3 separate regions of the Homo sapiens genome follow, and regions 1 and 3 are each linked to region 2. The links are chromatin contacts, found by Hi-C in ENCODE. All regions are on one chromosome and are shown on one strand. Each heading gives the region's core, a stretch centred on a gene start or an enhancer-like site at or near the end of the contact. The rest is flanking DNA. Distances are from core to core; before and after follow the strand shown. Region 1 overlaps ME3 (malic enzyme 3). Region 2 overlaps DLG2 (discs large MAGUK scaffold protein 2). Region 3 holds the start of CCDC90B (coiled-coil domain containing 90B).

Evidence for each region. A loop is a pair of places that touch in the nucleus more often than their neighbours do. Pooled maps may share reads with other maps.
Region 1: a pooled map shows a loop between it and region 2 (7-fold over the local background). The contact joins two enhancer-like sites. A Hi-C loop is called at or near these places in 2 of 37 single-sample maps with no recorded cell type and 4 of 50 pooled maps.
Region 3: a pooled map shows a loop between it and region 2 (5-fold over the local background). The contact joins the promoter of CCDC90B here to the enhancer-like site in region 2. A Hi-C loop is called at or near these places in 2 of 37 single-sample maps with no recorded cell type and 2 of 50 pooled maps.

Annotation. Positions count from the first base shown.
Region 1 is chr11:86,591,826-86,596,378 of GRCh38, forward strand. All of the region lies in intron 2 of ME3 (malic enzyme 3), which reads right to left. Among named protein-coding and RNA genes, the nearest start is that of ME3, 79 kb to the right of the region's middle. RefSeq lists a silencer at 2,988-3,188. Within about 2 kb of position 1,251, at least 19 of the 41 ENCODE cell types and tissues checked have a DNase peak (open chromatin) inside an H3K27ac peak, as active enhancers do.
Region 2 is chr11:85,108,605-85,112,692 of GRCh38, forward strand. It overlaps DLG2 (discs large MAGUK scaffold protein 2), which reads right to left. Exons shown (of 28, transcript NM_001142699.3): 6 at 3,057-3,131. Among named protein-coding and RNA genes, the nearest start is that of DLG2, 520 kb to the right of the region's middle. Within about 2 kb of position 1,872, at least 2 of the 41 ENCODE cell types and tissues checked have a DNase peak (open chromatin) inside an H3K27ac peak, as active enhancers do.
Region 3 is chr11:83,283,810-83,287,872 of GRCh38, forward strand. It overlaps CCDC90B (coiled-coil domain containing 90B), which reads right to left and starts at 2,558. Exons shown (of 9, transcript NM_021825.5): 1 at 2,064-2,558. The coding sequence starts at 2,163. CCDC90B-AS1 (CCDC90B antisense RNA 1) reads left to right here and starts at 2,311. Exons shown (of 3, transcript NR_186344.1): 1 at 2,311-2,738. RefSeq lists enhancers at 1,331-1,927, 1,816-1,895, 1,928-2,523, 1,946-2,595.

The DNA of each region.
Region 1 (4,553 bases), core at 1-2,500, 1.5 Mb after region 2:
GAAAGACCTGCTCCTGTGACTCAATTACCTCCCACCGAGTCTCTCCCACAACACGTGGGAATTCAAGATGAGATTTGGGTGGGGACACAGCCAAACCATATCAGACATCTAGAGTCCAGAACTGTGAGAAAATAAATTTCTATTGTTTAAGCCACCTAGTCTGCAGTGTTTTGTTATGGGAGCCTGAGCAAACTAATACACTTCCTATGAAGAAAATCTCACGTGAAGTCCAAGCCTGTCTGGTCTAAGAGAAAAAAGTCACCACCTGAGAACTGGGACCACATTCTTTGTTCTAATTGTTCCAGCTAGTCCAGCTTCTCCACTAACCTACTTAATCATTACAGACATGGGCACTGTGACAATGATGGCCAGGTGTGTTGGGAATTCAATCACTTGAACAAGAATGTCCCTGGGTTATAACATCCAGGCTGCTGCTTTTTTTTCTAAAGCACCAGACAATTGCTTCACAAAGTTCCCAATAACTCAGCTCTCACCACTTGCTCAAAGCCAGTTTCTTAGGCCTTGAGGGGGGGAAATAGGCTATTTAAACTCAAATGACTATTGAGCTTTGTTGACAAAATACCACTTGGAAGAATAATGTAAATGGAATCCATCTTCAAGGAAGCAAATGTCAAGGAGCACTTCACAAAACCCATGTTCCTCTAGCCACAGTGACTTCATTACTACATCTGAGGGGAGAGAAGTGTGAGTTTAATTAGGTAAACATAGAGACAGTGTTTGGGAATCTCATTGTAACCAGTGAGAAGGCAAGGTTTTCATAGACAATTGCTGGATGCAACTAGGTCAGTCTCCAGATCTGAAATTAAACCCTTTATCTAAGGGTTACTACTTAAGCCAGCAACAAAGGAGCATTTTACCCAATTCCCACTCAGATTTAGAGATGTCAAGTTTTCCTTGTTTCTGACTAGCAACAACAGAAGAAATTAAAACAGCTCAGTCTGGAATATCCCAGGAACCCCCAAACTTAGCAAGATTTGGGGAATATACCACCTAGTCACTCCTTCAGAAAGGGGCACAGTGATGGGGGAGAGCACAGAACGCAGGCATCAAACACACCTGCATTTGAGTCCTGGCTCCATGGGTTACTAAGTGTGTGACTGTGAGCCAGTTATTTAACCTTCCATAGGCCTCAGCTCCCTTATCTATTAACCTGGTGAAATGCAGACCCCTCTGCATGGGGTTACAAGGTTTCAGCATGACTGGGTATGAAAAGAGAACAAAGAAGCTTCCTGGAGATGACTGTGGCCTTGGCTCACTGCCAGGAAAATGACTCATTTCTGTATGCCAGGGTTATAGTTCACTGTTACCCTGACAAATGAATGTGGAAGACCCATGATTTCCTCCACCCTCCTTCACTCACATAGTAAAAGTTAGCTACTGCCTGCAACATACCAGGCACCGTACAACACGAAACTGTAGGCTCCCCCTCCAGGAAGTGACAATGTCATTCCTAACCTGTTGGAATTTTAACACCTGTCATAAAAGGATCTCATGATGCTTTGAATACTTTCTCGAAAGGTGTCACATGCTGCAAGAATAGTAAGGACAGCAACAGCTATCATTTCCTACTTGGGTTGCATGTTTAATATTTCGTAAAACAATACTTTCACATATATCATATGAGCCCCACAAAGGCTCCAGAACTTCAGCATACAACCAGTAAGTTGCAGAACTGGATCACAAGCCCGACCTCCATCTCCCTAAGTTCAATAGGAATTTTCTGATACATTTTCTCCCAAGTTTGAAAGTAATATTACGCACAGAAAAGTTGGAAAAAAATAACCACACCTTATTTTCATCACCCAGAGATAGCCACTGTATCATTTTGTTCTATTTTCTTCCTATCTTTTTTCTATGCTTAAAAAAATTTTATTTAAACAAACTTGAGATCATACTATGTATAAAATTTTTTAGTCTTTTTTCCCCACTAAAAATGTTATGATTAGCATTTTCCCACATACTAAAACTTCAGCCTAAAATGTTATTAAAAAACAGAAAAACACAGCAAGCTTTATCTAGTAATTCCTGTTTTATATAATTGTTTCCAAACTTCCACAATTATGAATTATGCTGTAATGAGCACAAAACTTTTTGTTTCTGATTTTTCTTCAGATTGAACTATAAGTGTACTTAAGAGACTGATGACTCATTCTTTCATTCAACAAATATTTAATAAGCACCGACTAGGTACTGGATACCATTATAAACTGACGATACAGTAATAAGGAAACAAAGTAAAAAAACAGACAAGATATCCCTGCCTTCATGAAACTTACATTCTAGAGATATCAACAGTTTTAAGTATCTGTACGCATACTGTCAAATCACTTTTAGAAAGGTCGAACTATTTTATAACTCCAGTACATAAGTAGCTGTCTTACTACATTTTCACCAATGCTGAGTATTATGATTTAAAATTGTTGCTAATTTATAACACTTAATAAAAATATTGCATTCCTTAGAGATTTTTCTCCTTTGCTCTCTACCTCCATATATTCACCTCATCATAAAATACAAGTACATTGAAGAGACATTTAAGTTATCATCCAAAGTTGGTCTCCTAGCTGGGCATAATGACTCACAGCTATAATCCCAGCACTTTGGGAGGCCAAGGTGGGTGAAGCACTTGAGCCCAGGTGTTTGAGACCAACCTGGGCAACATAAAAACACCCCATCTCTACAAAATAATAATAAAAAAATCAGCCAGGTGTGGTGATGCATGCTTATAGCCCAGCTACTTGGGAGGCTGAGATGGGAAGATCACTTGAGCCCGAGAGGTCAACGCTGCAGTGAGCTGTGATTGCACCACTGACACAGCAAGACCCTTTCTCAAAAAACAATACAAAAAAACACAAAAAAACAAAAAAACGAAACAAAGTCTGCTCTCCAAATGTGAAATTTCAAAAGATTTTTCCTGCCTGCAGTGAGAAAATAATCCCAGTCCCAAAGCAGGGATGGCAAGAGTGGAAATGCCTCTGATACTTTGCAAGGTAGCCCTTGAAGGTAGCAAAAAATAATGATGACAAATCAGTGCCTTGTTAGGGCCTGATATGTCTGGGGACTGAGTCAGCAATGAGTTTCTCCAGTGAAATGCTAGGCTTCTGTGGGGGATGAGCTAGGACAAGCCAGGTGGGGACTCTGCAGGGGTGGTAAGGTCAGATTCAAATGAGGCTCTTTCATGAAAGCTCCTGGTCAACTATAGAGCATTCACAATAGAAGGGAGTTTTGCTCTTTTTTAATAGAGGCCTTTAGAGGATGTTGAGGACTTTGACAAGGGCTAATAATAAGAAAAAGGGGATAAGCATATGTATGGAAATATAAAAATAAGTAAATAAAATATAAATAAAGAAATAAAATAGGTAAAAATATGTGTTTAATATTTTTGGATTGTTTATCACATGTTAGAAATTTTCAGAATACTCTATTTTACATATATATACATATACATATATATATATATAGAGAGAGAGAGAGAGAGAGAGAGAGCTTATTATGTATCAGTCACTGGTCCAGGCACTTTGACTCATGTAACCATAATTGACTTATAAGGTAAATACTAGCATTATCTCCATTTGACAGATGAAGAGACTGAAGCTTAGAGAGTTAAGTACTTATAAAGCCAGGATCTGATCCCAATTAGTCTGCCTTTAGAGTCTGTGCTCTTAAACACTATCCTATAAGAAGCAAACTGACAATCAGATCGAGTAAGCGCGTGCCCTGGTTTGAAAGGTCAGGTAAGAAGGATTGATTGAGTGTCTCCTATGAACCAGGCACTGTGCTGGCTCAAGGTCACAAAGATCATGAGGGGAAGTGTGGAGAACTGGGATCTAGCTCAAGATCTGCCTGACTCCAGGCCCTCACTATTTCTACTACACTCTACTTAAGGGGAAATGCTTCTGCATATGGGTTGATGTGTAAGAGGCAAGGCTGGCACAGGGTGCAGTGCTCTTGAAACAAAATGCCACAGCCAGAAGAACAGAAGCTCCCAGGTATGCTGTTATGGGGAAAGAAGTTGTGTTAGAGGGCACCTCTGGGTGGGCCCCTCACCATACCTTCTCGGCCCCAGACACTCTAATATGGTCCAGGTGTTTCAGAATTTACCTTCTGGGTTCAGATGCCTCCATGCACTAAACAACAGTCTTTAGAAATTCCAACAAGTGTTCCCACAATCCCAGGCTTTGGCATTAGAATTTGTTGAACTTTCAGTTATTAAAAATTCTTTTATATTTTTCCCTTGACAACTCACACTGTACTTCAGACTGCTTTGATAGTTCCCTTAACGGTTGCCTTCGTATTTCAAAACCTATGAAATTACATATTTGAAGGGATTATTCATTTTTTTCCAATGGAAAGCATACATACCCCATAATGCTTTAATAATGATAACCAGATGGATTGAGGGGTCTTTGACAAGGGTTTTCTTTAGCTAATTTGAGAACATACTGAATTTCAGTCTCTTTTGACTAGTGAAAAAAATGGGCAGAATGTAAAGTGCCCTGTAAATATCCTACTTGTACAATTTTAATACTTTC
Region 2 (4,088 bases), core at 622-3,121:
ATTTTTTAAATATACCCAAGTGTTGTCTGCAGTCAGATATTTGAAATAGATTATAAATTATCAAAATCCCAGTGTTAGTGCTTTTTTCTGAGACTACTACTTATTACACTAGCTCTAGGGGAGACTCAGTAAACATTGCTGACTAGTAGTATTAAACTATTTTCTTTTTCCTTTTGGTTGCAAGTAAATCAAAGAACAAACCCTATCAAAAATAAATAAAACAAAATCTAAATAATTGAGAAAGAAGTAACATTGATTGTAAGTTATTGAGGCCATTTCACAGACTCCAAGAGAGTTTTGAGTACATAATACCTAAGAAGGGCAGATACAAAGCAGCTTTAGAGGTCTAAGCAACTGAGCCTCACATAACTTTTTCCAAACTGTTCTCATTCATATGATTCAAAATTGATGACTACCAGTTTGGTATATCTCCAGTACAAATTTCAAATTCCCAGGAAAAAAAAATTCAACTGGCCCTGCTGGAATCAAATGTCTTCCTCCTGGATCAGTCAGTCCTGGCCAAGGGCAGGCTCACATAATCTAAACATGACCATCGGGAGCCCACCTCTGTGGACTGGGGGTTCTCTGCAGAGAAAGCAGATCGGTATCTGCTGCACAACTCCTTCAGAAAATATGTGTTTCACTGGGAGATATAATTACTTTTATGTAAATAGCAAAGTAAATTTATGAAACCAGTAGCCCCCAGTTCTATGGCAGAAATGAAAAAGAAACATCTACTTTCTGATTCTCTCACCTGACCACAGCACTGAGAATAAGACTTTAATGCTGGCGCTCTGACTTGTGATCTTCAGGAAGAGTCTTAAATGTAGTTGTTTATTTGTTCCTAAGGTTCTACAATACAACTAGGACCTAATCTGGGATTCCCAGATCCCAAGGGGTTCAACTCCAAGGGAATAATGAAAGATGAACGATTTATAATAATTCAAAAGACAGAATCCTAATTATGCAATTTCCTTGCAACAAGACTGCACAAAGTAATAAAATGTGAAAGTTCTTATATTAATATTTTGGGCTGAAATTACCAGTGTATTAGAGGATCAGAAATTCTTATTGGTATTATACATGATTGTGTTTGATTTACATAGGATTACTGCCTTATTCATGTTTATATTTCCAGCAATTGGCATAGTACTAGACACAACTGAATGGAATTACTAAACTTTGTAGCTTGAAAACAAAATTTCTGAAAACACACGTTCTATGGTATTCTCTTAGGAGAAAAGTGTTAAAGAATGATGAAGAGGAGAAATAGAAACTACCAGCCTAAGAGGGTAAAATACCATTATTAATCCTCTTTACCAAGAAATCTGAGAGCTGTGAAATAATTTATTAAAACTTACTAAAGAGAAAAATCAACATATAGGAGATTCACATATTGAAACTTAACTCCCAGAATTTCTGCCATGTACCAGGGATTTTACTAGCTGTGGATATACTAGGACCCCAAGGAGCACATTGTCTCCATGGAGAAACAGATGTAGGAATCAGTAGTTATGAAATGATACCATCAGGGATACAATAAAAGAAGTGTTCTATTTATGAACAAATAATAGAATTATTAAAACACATCCTTTCTCAGTTCAAGATCAGCCTGTTCAACAGGGCAAAACCTCGTTATTTACCAAAAATACGAAAAAAAAAATTAGCTGGGCTTAGTGGCATGCACCTGTAATCCCAGCTACTTGGGGAGGCTGAGGCACAAGAATCACTTGAATCCAGGAGGTGGAGGCTGCAGTGAGCCAAGATCATGCCACTACACTCCAGCCTGGGCAACAGAGTAAAACTCTGTCTCAAAAATAAAAACCAAAACCAAAAACAGAAAAACCACATCCTTTCTCTATCATAAGTAGTCCCTAAGCATGCACTCTCCTCTGATCATCTGCTCAAAAATTAACATTTTTATTCTCTGAGTCTCCAGCACATCTGGGCTCCCTCTGCACTGCAGGAATACCTCCAAAATTTAGCATCACCATCTCTCCTTCACTAAAGGTGATCCCACTTTCTCCCCCCTGCCACAGATAAACAAAAACTGAGGAAAAAAGCTTAATCTCTTACACAATCTGAGTGAAAATCAGGCTCCCCCAGGCTTACTGCTAACATAGTTGTAAGACATGTTATGTCAGTCCAGTCGTATCTTTCAGCACATGGTACCTCAACAATAGATAAAGATATTTAGGAAGCTCCACATATTACTTTTCCATTGCCTACAAGGGGAGTCAAATGAGGAGAATTTCCAAAAGGTAACTTTCTAATTTTTTGTCTCCATCATACACAAATTATTTCATGACAGCTAAACTCATTTACAGTACACGTAATTCCAAGAGACACCACTGTCATTTCTATTAGGCAATCCATGTATTACAGAGTATCATACATTCAGCCACTTTCTTCACACACTTCAGAGTACAGAAGTAGTAGCATGAGTACATGAAAGGAGAAGTAGGATGTCTGGGATCTGTTCCCAGTGCTACAATTGATGCACTATTCTTACTCCCTTTGCATTGAAATCTCCCATCTGTAGCACAAGGATAATGACATAGTACCTGTTTGTTTCTAAGGCACTGGAAAATTCTCTGGTAGAAGATACTATGCAAATGCAGAGACTATTATTACACCAGGAAGACTTGAAAATTGCAAGTTGGTGTGCTCATGACTATTAAGCAGTTGACACAGTGACAAAAGAGAGAGCATCTTTCTTCAAGGCATCTAAAATCAAGTATTGCTGAATATGCAGCTATTCTGAAAAACATATGTGCAAATATATTCGTTTTAATGACCTTCCAACTCTAACTCATCAATAACCCATTTAAAGCAATCCTTTCCAAGTTATCCTGACTCCAACAAAATGCATGGAATCCCTAATCACTGATATTTTTTATAATGCAAAGCTTTCTGAAAGATTATTCTTTCTCCTTGCAAAATATTTGCTTTACTCCAGAATTTCAGAGAGCATTCTGGCTCATTCCACTAAGATTATTCCAAAATATAAAAACATTTATCCTTCAATCTGCTAATCTTGGAATAATCAAACTTACAGTACAGTGGTGGACAGGCATCCAAGCAGGGGCTTCCACTGAACAATTCTGGGCTGGGCATCTGCCTTGGTTTTGCTGCAAATAAGTAAAAATTATATTATATTCTATTTATTATGGGCCAGTATGTATATATGCTAGCTGACATGTTTATTATCAATATGTTTATTACCTTATTTATAATCATAGAGAGAGAATGCTTTGTTGGTGCAATGCTGCAGAAAACTAGGTACATAATTTCTACTCTTATCAAAGCATAAGAAATTATCCTTTTCCTTTTTTGTTACTCTAAGGACTAGGTTTCTGGCACCAGGCTGTCTCAGCATCTGGCCTTCCAGGCTTCAATACCAACCACCTGAGAACTCTTACAACCCATAGGCTGACTGTTCTCTTCCAGGCTCCTAATCAACCCTGAAACATGCTGTACTCCTGTAAGATCACATGAGTCAAGGTATAGAATGGCTGTTTATTTGTCTCTGTTTCCAGACTATAAGCTAGTGATGGTGATTCTCTCTAGAGTGTTTCATAGAACTCCAGAATGTTGGGTTGAAAGGGATAGATCTCAGAGGCCTTCTTATCACATGAAAAACTGAAGTGCAGAGAAATAAAACAATTTTCTCAAGGAGTCAGAAATTTGACATTCTAAACCATTTTCCAGGCACTTCTTTATACAAAAGAAATTTATCTCTAGTTAACCTATACTTTTGTTGTAATTCCTGTAAATTTACTTCTAATTGGCTTTTAAAAATAATACAGTGCTTTACTTTCACCAACAATACTGCTACACCCCTTTGATAATGAAAACTGATTAGTCCAAAAGGGGGGGAAAGATTTTAATAAGCCATACTTTATCTTTTATTTTTTTCATTGTATTCTCAGTGATAATATAGGCATACTTATAATATTAATAATCGCCATAAAAACCACAGCTGTGATTTACTGAACAACTAAATATGCAAGGCACTATTCTGGACACATTATATTATTACTAGTCCCCACAATAAACATAAGTAGGAGTATTATGCTCACTTTCTA
Region 3 (4,063 bases), core at 1,308-3,807, 1.8 Mb before region 2:
AAACTAGCTGGGCATGGTGGTGTGTGCCTGTAGTCCCAGCTACTTGGGAGGCTGAAGTGGGAGGATCACCTGAGCCTGGGAGGCACAGGCTGCAGGGAGCCGAGATGGCGCCAAGGCACACCAGCCTGAGTGACAGAGACCCTGTCTCAAAAAAATAAAAAATAAAAATAAGTAAGTCTTTGCAGCCATATTAATAGGTAGGGGAGATGAAGTGCCCAGAATCAGTGTTTCCAGCTCAAAGTGGAATAACAGATCCTTAATAATTTGAAGAGTTTTGTACAGACTTAAACATCTGTACAAAACCCCAAACCTTTCCTTTCATTGTTACTACTTTTGTTTCTTTGATACCTATCTTGTGGATTTGTTTGTTCGTAATAGCGAGATACAAACTCAAGAGTTTAAAGGTTTAACCAGTTTCACAAAACTACTAAGTCATAGATTGTGGATTGGAACTCTGGCCTATCTTGCACCAAGCTCCTCTTTGCTGGAAAAGGTCAAATTTTACTTTTGAAAAAACAACCAAGCAAACATGTAAAGTGTTGTCCCATTAAATTTAAGCTGCAAGTTTTATATTAATTTACTGCTAATTTTACAGCTGAAACACTTCAGTGTATAGCCAGTTACTTTTCTGTCAGGAATTCAAAAGAACAGGCATTAACAGCATATATTCTTACATGCTGGTCTACTAACGTGCTACACTAGTTGCACTAGAATAACTAAGGTCCTTCCATTGGTCAGAGGTCAAGGTTTTCAAATCCCTTGATTATTGACATTATTAGGCAAGTTTAAACTACTTGTATAAAATAAACATTCAATATTTGTTTAGTGAGGAAGGACACAAATCCTACTAGTTGTAAGAAGAGATTTAAGGTTTCTCCAAGAACACTCAGATTCAAGTGGGATAACTTTTATGTTAAAACATTAACATGTACTTATGGTCATTTATTTCCCAGTATGATATACACTTCAAAGTTCATTCTCTAAGAACATTTAATTTTGTTTTCATTTGGATATGTAAAAGTCAACAAAGATGGCAGCTGGATGACTTCCTGGAGTTCAAAAGTGCTACCTCCTTTTTGTAAAATCCATCATAATGTGTATGTATGCTAAACACTCAAATACCTAACAAAAGAGACCTTGTGAATGACCCTGGCAGCTAAACAGCAATCTCACAGATGGAGGATCAACAACTGCAGTTTTGACTGCAGCTGTTACTGGTGTGGATTAAAATGAAACAATGAGCAAAATAGCACAAGTAACAATATGGAGTATAAATAACAGCGTAGAAGTGTTTGGGTACCGAATGGCTCAGCGTACCTGGCACTGAAGATTCAAGAAGGTGAACAGAGATAAGAGGTGCCTATTCGCCTATTTTGTGGACAACCTTAAAACGGTTTAAAAACTGGGAGGGAAGTTAAAAAACTGGGGGTGAAAAACAACGACGACAACAAAAACCTAGCCCTAGAAACATTTCTCTGAATAAAGTTAGATGTCTTCAGGACACCCTGTTAACAGGGGTGCCAACAGGTTGGAAACTTGTGGGTTCCAGTATTCACTTATTTTCCCAAAGTCTACAATGTGACTGAAATGTACTGAGAATTCCAGTGAGAATAAGGCAGACGTGGCCTGAAATTTATGATGCTGTCTACCAAAAACCTGGGCTCGAGGCCAGCACCTAAAAAAACAAAATCAAAATTTGATCAGGCCACAAAAGAAAACAGGACACCCTCAAACACAGATTACCTTACGTTGGCTCCTGACGAGATTACTAGCCTCTTGTCACCAAAAAACGGAAACAACGGCTGAGAAAGAAGCCGGGCGCGAAGCCCAGGCCTTCAAAGGTTCGCTTTAAGAACAGAAAGGCAGTGCTTTCCTCAGTCCTCGCCCCTTGGGGCGAGCTGGGCAAGTCGGGGCAGCAGGCAGCGGCGTCGCCCAGCACAAGGCGTGAATCCGGGAGGAGGGCGTGGCACCTTCTCTTCCCGTTCGCTCGAGCAGGCGCGACCCCACGGGCATCGTCTCCCTAGAGAGCACTCAGGCATCTATGACACGACGCCTTGCCTCACCTCTCCGCAGGGCCGGCGAGAAATGCCCGCGGGGCCTTGAAACCCAACGATCTCCTCTGCCTTGGGAGAGAAAGAGCCGCCAAGCCTGGCGACTATTCATGTCCTCAGAGTTTTCCGGTGGGAGGGAGGCGGAAGACGGGGTAAATCTCGCACAGGCTTTCGGGCAAGGTAGTTCTGGCACCACAGGAATGCTGGGAATTGTAGTTTTCGCTCTGTCACAAGCTCACCTCCCAGCGCAGGCGCCACCGTGGTCCCACGAAACTGGGTCTCTTCACAGACAGACCCACAGTTCGCGAGCATGGCTCAGCGCTGCCCCGCTTCTCCCAGCGCCCCTTCCCGACCTTTGAACGCCTTCACCGCCCTAGGAAAGCGAGATCTTGTCAGAGAACCTTCCGGCGCCTGTTTCCTGGCAGTGGGGCATAGTCCAACAGCTGGCTCCCCCAAGATAGCCAGCGGCCATTACGCGCTTGGGTCGGGGGAGATGGAGTCGCATTTAGCCGCACAGCAGCCTGGAACCTGAAGTTTTCGGCCGCTGAGCGTTCTGGGTGATTGCGTAGTGCGAGGGCCAACGAAACCTTCTGGGAAGTGTAGTCCAGCAAGCCGCTCACTTTTCGTGAGGCGTCACATCCTGCTGCTTCACCCTCTGGTGCACGGGAGGACCAACTATTTCAGTCGGTATGTCCTTTCTTTAGGGAAGCCGAATTCCTCCGTTTCTAGGAGAAATTCCTTGAATTTTCACCATTTATCCTTCTCAGACCTCAGTTACTCAAGACTGCTCCGCATAGTAAAATGCTGAAAGCAACAATGCACAGTAGTTGTATTAAAATGCACTAATACTCATGAATATTCTCTGTAAGTTGTAAAATGGCACACAGTTGTGCGGTGTTAGTGGCTTACTCTCTCAAGATTCTAAACAATTACGGCTAGGTTTCTATCTATATGTATTCAAAGCTTTGTGAGAGTCAACTAAGTAACAAACACCATTTCTAAGGCCCGAAGCACATTGAAAGAACAAAACTTGATTCCCGCCAACAACTGCTTTAACAGACAATTCATGAAGAGGAAATATAAATTGCTATTTAAAACACTGGGATGGCTGGGCGTGGTGGCTCATGCCTGTAATTCCAGCACTTTGGGAGGCCGAGGCGGGCAGATCACCTGAGGTCGGGAGTTCGAGACCAACCTGACCAACGTGGAGAAACCCTGTCTATATTAAAAATACAAAATTAGCCGGGCGTGGTGGCACATGCCTGTAATCCCAGCTACTCAGGAGGCTGAGGTAGGAGAATCGCTTGAATCCTGGAGGCGGAGGTTGCAGTGAGTCGAGATCACACCATTGCACTCCAGCCTGGGCGACAGAGTGAGACTCGATCTAAAAAAAAAAAAAAAAAATTGGGAAAAAAGTTTGATCTTACCAGTTTCAAAATACAAAACGCAAAACCTTAGGGTATATCGAGGTTAGGGGTCCCAATGATCCCAACAGGATGTAAGCATAGTACTCAACAGGTGCTTTTTCAACCCATGCCCCTCTGTCCGTCTCCCCCTTTCCTCATCTAATGATCCTCAATGCCTGTTGTTTCCACGTTTACCATCATATATTCAATGTTTAGCTCCTACTTATAAGTGAGAACATGTGTATTTGGTTTTCTGTTCTTGGCATTAGGTTGCATAGGATAATGGCTCCAGTTCCATCCATGTTGCTACAAAGAGTATAATTTCCTTATTTTTATGGCTGCATTATATTCCATGGTGTATATGTACCACATTTTCTTTATCCAGTCCACTGTTGATGGGCACTTAGGTTGATTTCATGTCCTTGCTATCGTGAATGGCACTACAATGAACATACGGTTGCATGTGTCTTTTTTTTTTTTTTTTTTTTTTTGGCTTGAGGCAGGGTTTTGCTGCGTCACTCAGGCTGGAGTGCAGTCGTGCATGGCTCACTGCAGCCTCAACTTCCTGGGCTTAACTGATCCTCCTGCCTCAGGCTTCCAAGTAGC